2 separate regions of the Homo sapiens genome follow, and region 1 is linked to region 2. The links are chromatin contacts, found by Hi-C or POLR2A ChIA-PET in ENCODE. All regions are on one chromosome and are shown on one strand. The core of a region is the stretch at or near the end of the contact, and the rest is flanking DNA. Distances in the headings are between cores, read along the strand shown. Region 1 has its middle 86 kb from the start of LINC02533. Region 2 has its middle 37 kb from the start of KU-MEL-3.

Region 1 (2,700 bases), core at 198-2,697, 240 kb after region 2:
CTCCATCACCTGGGCTGGGGTTTTGGCTCGGGGAAGAATTTGATTGGCAGGAAGTAGCAGAATTTCATTTTTAATGCTCTGGTCCATTAATAGCATGAAAGCACCACAGGCTATCTTTGGGAGAATGTCCCTAAAAAGCACAGCACTTCTCAAAGGGGGCGGCATGCTGAAATCTCTACAGAAGGGTGGGAAGGAGAAGCATGAGTGTGTGTATGGGATTTGAAAAACTTCCAAGGGACTGTCACGTGCTGCCCTCCTTGTCCCCACCCTCAGCTGAGGACTCACTGGTCTGTGAAGAATGAAATAGTATCTGTGGGACACATTGTGCTTCTTGGCAAGTTCTGTATTTACCATACTGTTGTCCTGCTTGTTGGCATTCAGAAGCAAACTTGACTTAACACAGGATATCCACTATGCATATTCTAACGTTTCAGCTTCCCCCGTTTATGTTTTTTATTCTACATACACCTGCCTTGACTTTGTCATATTCCTGGTACATGGATTCAGATGGAGACAGTCAAACAGCAAAATTTAGTGTATTTATCTCCAATAATGTGTCTCCCTGGAAAGCAGGAGTCATTTATTTGGGAAGACTCCCCCATTTTCTTCATTTTTGTTGATGGCTGAGTAACAAAACCCAGCCACCTCTTCTTCCCCTACGCTGTGGAGCAGCAAGAGAAAAACTTCTGGCAAGTTTTCCAAAAGGTGCCAGCATCTCAATGACCAAAGGCAAGAATGTCGATGTTGTTCAGCTGGGTGTGTGCCTGGAACATTTGCCCCATTGGAAAAGGAGAAGGTTTGCCTCACAATAGAACTCTGTGTTTCCTGTTAACATTCTGGAAAAACAGAAAATAATAGCAACCCGGGCTCCTCGAGTGCAATGCCACCGTGCCATCCATTTTGTGGCCTTTGGTGTTATTTAGCATTTTGGGTGCTCTCTCTATTGCTAGAGTAAGCAGACATAGAAAAATAGAACGATCAAGGGATATGCACACGCACACACACATGCACACAGATGTCTTACAACAGCGACCTTGGGTCTCATGAGCAGCACAAAGCCCAGAGAAGTTAAACAACTGGCCTATAGTCACACAGCCATGGCAGCGATGGTCACACGTGTTTCTAAATGTGTTCCTTCAGTCCTACGCTTCAGCCCTGGGTGTTGCTGCTTTTGGCTCCCTTTACTTTTAATTTTGTTCTGTTCCTAAAAAAGAACCCAAGAAAAAGAATGCTTACACTACGAGGAACAGAATAACAGAATTCTGTGTTTTTTCATCTTGCTCACAGACCTCCAAACCCAGAGGAGAATTCTGAGTGAGTAGCAGGGTGAGAGCTAAGCCCCAGGCCACGTGCACATGACCCCCACCTCCAGCCGAAAGTCATGGTCACATGTCACGCCTCCATGCGGCTGCAGGGCCAGGCATGTACTAAGAGCCCTGCCATGGGCAGTGCCAGGACGGGAGGAGACACACACTGAGGGCAACTGCTCTGGCCACAGGACCGGAGGGACGCATCCGACCTGAGGCACCTTCCTCCTTGGAGATTTCTGCCTCTGCTTAATTACAGCTGGCTTCTCTGAAGTCAATCTGGTCAAGGTCAACTGGCCACTATGGGAAATCAAGCTCAGGGAGGTAAATTTAGAGAGCTGAAGGGACACCCTCACTGCCTGCTCCAGCTATGACTCAGCGGAAATTCTGAAATGAAGAGCCAAATGCTTGTGGAAGAGAGCAGCATAGAGGCGTGTGGGATTGGCAGTGAATGAGTAAACATCAGGAATGGCTGAATGAATGAATGAACAAATGAAAGCACGAGCCCTTTGCATCTGCAGAGCGGCTCTGGGGAAAGTAACTGGAGTTAAGGACTCTCTGCAATGGGTTAGTTGGAGGATGCTTACAGGACGTGTGGAGTCCTTGGGGGAGCCTGGAGGTGACACTTGCTCCCTCCACGTGACACCCATGCAGTTGGGCAAAGCCTCTGAGTTTGACGGAGGAGGAAATCCTAAGTGGATGGACTTGGAGAGGGCCCGTGGCTCCCAGCCACCATATGACATACAGAAACAGGGTCGGCGGGGTGGTCGGCGGCAGCTGGCAGGCGTCTCTGGTTGGAAACGGAGCAGCTACAAATAGGCGGTGACCTTCTGTAGCCATCCTGCTCCCACAGAAGGAGATGCGCTCTGGGAAGAGGCTGCTGGGTGTGTGCCAGTGCTGAGGCCAGGGGGAAGGAACTCAGTCTTCCCATTGCAAGGAGCTCAGCTCCTTTGGGTAGCAGAGGGAAGGGGGACACCTGTCTCCATCTGGGGTGGAGATCCTGGTCTTACATTCTGCCAGAATGAGAGCCTGAAACACACTCAGTGGAGAATCCTGAAGAAGGACATGTCAGACATAACCCCAGGCGGGGCTCCCGCAAAGGTAGGGCGGGACACTGTCACCTGCGACGGCCATGAAGACTATTCCTTTCTGACCAGCTGGACCCAGTTTTTCTGATGTAGATTAAAGGTGGCAGGAAAAAGACAGAGAGGGGTGCCAGGAAACATCTTTGCCTTCTACTAATTCCAGATTCATTTATTATTTCTTTTAATATTCATCTTTTAAGGGGTAAGTGTCCCTTTCAGAAAGTTATGCCAAAGTCTAAATTACTTGAGACGCTGGTTTGCTTTCCTTCAACACTCTGAGATGACACATTGCACTCTGCAAACATTTA
Region 2 (2,700 bases), core at 89-2,588:
TTTTCATAACTATAACCTGATGACTTGAACAGTTGGTAGCAGGATAGAACATATATTGATGTTGCTTTGAATACATTTCAATATCTGTGCAGCAATTACTTGCTGTGTGACCTTGGGAACATTATTTAATTTATCTGAGCCTCTTTTTCTCCACCTGAAAAAGGATATTACTACCTTTCTCATAAGGTTGTTCTTCAGAGTTAACGTAAGTAAAATGCTTATGACAGTACCTAGAAGTTAGTATGGACTCAATAATTGCTTAATATTAGATCATTTTTGTTAACTATACAAATAACTAAGATTATTTGATAATTACTGCCTGCTATCTTTTGTATGAGAACCGCAATACTGCCTCACTATCAAATGATGATATTGAGTTCTCCTAGTGAAATGCTCAGTTAAAAAAGTGACACGTTCATATGTGAACATCAAAGTTAAACTGAAATTACTTTAAAAATTAATTTACTTTTGAAGATCACCTTCCTAGTAATGTGAGTCACTAAGAATCTGAGTACATAGATATAAATCCTGCTTTTGTAAGATAGCATATATGCAGAGAAAAATGTGGATAAGTACATATCAAACAGTTGACAGTGGTTATCTCTAAGGATTGGGATCATGGTAGGGGTGCATTGATCTAATTTATTTATTGTTTTTAGTGCTTTTTTAAAAAATAGAAAGCATATACTGCTTTTATTATCTGAAAAAATATGATTTAAAAATGTTTATGTAAAAAACAAGCCTTACAGAAATCACAGCCTTATCAGAAATGTTTGACATGACTTGCCCCACACCGGCTTCTAGTGAAATGCTCTGAGATCTCCCTGAGGATTGACATCCCGCTGACAGGTCTCTAGTTCTAGGATTTCCAAAGGTACCGATGAACCACTTGTACCATAGAATTTGCATCTGGTTTCCACGTAGGAGGTGTGTTCTGTGGGGCTCCCTGGGCTTGGTAGGCAAAACATTTTAGGAACAGAGAAAATGTGTTGGCTTTAAAGAAGAGATTTCACTGCTGGTCTTTCCAGCTATGACCTGTGACCGGCTGTGGGCATTACTGTAGTCAAAGCCATTTTAGTTAAACATATTTATAAGCAGAGTTAAAAAGGGACTGTGGCTGCTATCTCACACCCCAAGATGACATTCAAGCTTTGCGTTTTCAGTTATTCCTAAAGTTATTTCTAAAACCAATGCTGCACTCAATTTTAGTCTCTCTCTCTCTCCCCTTCCTGCCCATCCGGGGTCTAGCCAAAGCTCCCTTCCTCAACTCCAGCTCCATCTCTCCAGGTTTTCCCTCTGCCCGGTTCTCCCGGGAGCGAGAGGGGGTGGGGACAGGCGGCTTTGGCGTCAACAGCAGCACGAGCTGCGGCTTCCTGCCTCCCCAGGCGGCTTCGGTTCCAAGGGTGCCTGGCTGCCTAGCGTCCCGCAGTGTCCAGGGCTTTCAGACCTCACCTAAGGTCCTAAAGATGTCCTCATTCTCCAGAATGGCACTGCCTCTACCAAGGAGGACACTTTGAAGTGTTGGTCCTGGCTACAGGCGCCCTCTGCTACTGACTGGTACCTGTGAGTCTATATAAAAGCCATAGAGCCAATTCCTCACACCCTCAGCAAATGAAACCTGCCCGTGGGATGCCCTTTGGCTTTTATTTCACGAGTGATCAGAAGCTGGCTACCGCCCTGGTGGCAAGTGTGAGCTTACTGTCACTTACTGTCTGGGCAGCAGTTTATGACATCTGTATGGTTTTAACTCTCAACCTTTACACTCTCTTGAATAACAAACTTGAAAAGAGATGACTCCCGGGAAGAACCTCCCCAATTTTGTTGTTGTTGTTTGTTTGTTTTTCTTCTTTGAGATGGACTCTGACTCTGTTGCCCAGGCTGGAGTGCAGTGGCGTGATCTCGGCTCACTGTAACCTCTGCCTCCTGGGTTCAAGTGATTCTCCCACCTCAGCCTCCCAAGTATCTGGGATTACAGGCACCCGCCATCATGCCCAGCTAATTTTTGTATTTTGTATTTTTAGTAGAGATGGGGTTTTGTCATGTTGGCCAGGCTGGTCTTGAACTCCTGACCTCAGGTGATCCACCTGTCTAGGCCTCCCAATGTGCTGGGATTATAGGGCCAAGAACCGCCTTTCACAGGAATTGAGAACATTTAAAAAGGATGTCATAGGCCATGTTCCGAAGAAAGGGAACCTTATGAGATTATTGATGACAGATTCTGAGGAATTAGCTGAGCTTTCTGATGGGTCATCAGAAATGTGGGTGGGAGACAAAGGCTGTTCCAAAGTGTTCCAGGCCAAGGTCAGAGCAAAACTCGTGCATGTGTTGGGTATCTGGCCCCATTCGAGGTTGCTTTGGCCGGACGTGGTGGCTGACGCCTGTAATCCCAGCACTTTGGGAGGCTGAGGTGGGCAGATCACGAGGTCAGGAGTTAGAGACCAGCCTGGCCAACACAGTGAAACCCCGTCTCTACTAAAGATACAAAAATTAGTTGGGTGTGGTGGTGTGCGCCTGTAGTCCCAGCTACTCGGGAGACTGAGGCAAGAGAATTGCTTGAACCCAGGAGGTGGAGGTTGCAGTAAGCCGAGATTGTGCCACTGCACTCCAGCCTGGGTGACAAAGTGAGACTCTGTCTCAAAAAAAAAAAAAAAAGTAATGATGATAACAATAATCAACTAATGTTTACTGGATACCTGCTAT

Evidence for each region. A loop is a pair of places that touch in the nucleus more often than their neighbours do. ChIA-PET counts read pairs that join two places held with the same protein, here RNA polymerase II (POLR2A). Pooled maps may share reads with other maps.
Region 1: a loop to region 2 is called in a pooled map of gastrocnemius medialis, with 2.1 times the contacts of the local background. The contact joins two enhancer-like sites. A Hi-C loop is called at or near these places in 1 of 168 maps with a recorded cell type or tissue (left colon) and 5 of 50 pooled maps. POLR2A ChIA-PET finds 5 or more read pairs at or near these places in 1 of 52 experiments (H1).

What each region holds. Positions count from the first base shown.
Region 1 is chr6:4,401,603-4,404,302 of GRCh38, reverse strand. No RefSeq gene overlaps it. Among named protein-coding and RNA genes, the nearest start is that of LINC02533, 86 kb to the left of the region's middle. RefSeq lists an enhancer at 809-1,682. Within about 2 kb of position 1,447, at least 12 of the 41 ENCODE cell types and tissues checked have a DNase peak (open chromatin) inside an H3K27ac peak, as active enhancers do.
Region 2 is chr6:4,646,414-4,649,113 of GRCh38, reverse strand. No RefSeq gene overlaps it. Among named protein-coding and RNA genes, the nearest start is that of KU-MEL-3, 37 kb to the right of the region's middle. RefSeq lists a silencer at 1,165-1,459 and an enhancer at 1,165-1,459. Within about 2 kb of position 1,338, at least 11 of the 41 ENCODE cell types and tissues checked have a DNase peak (open chromatin) inside an H3K27ac peak, as active enhancers do.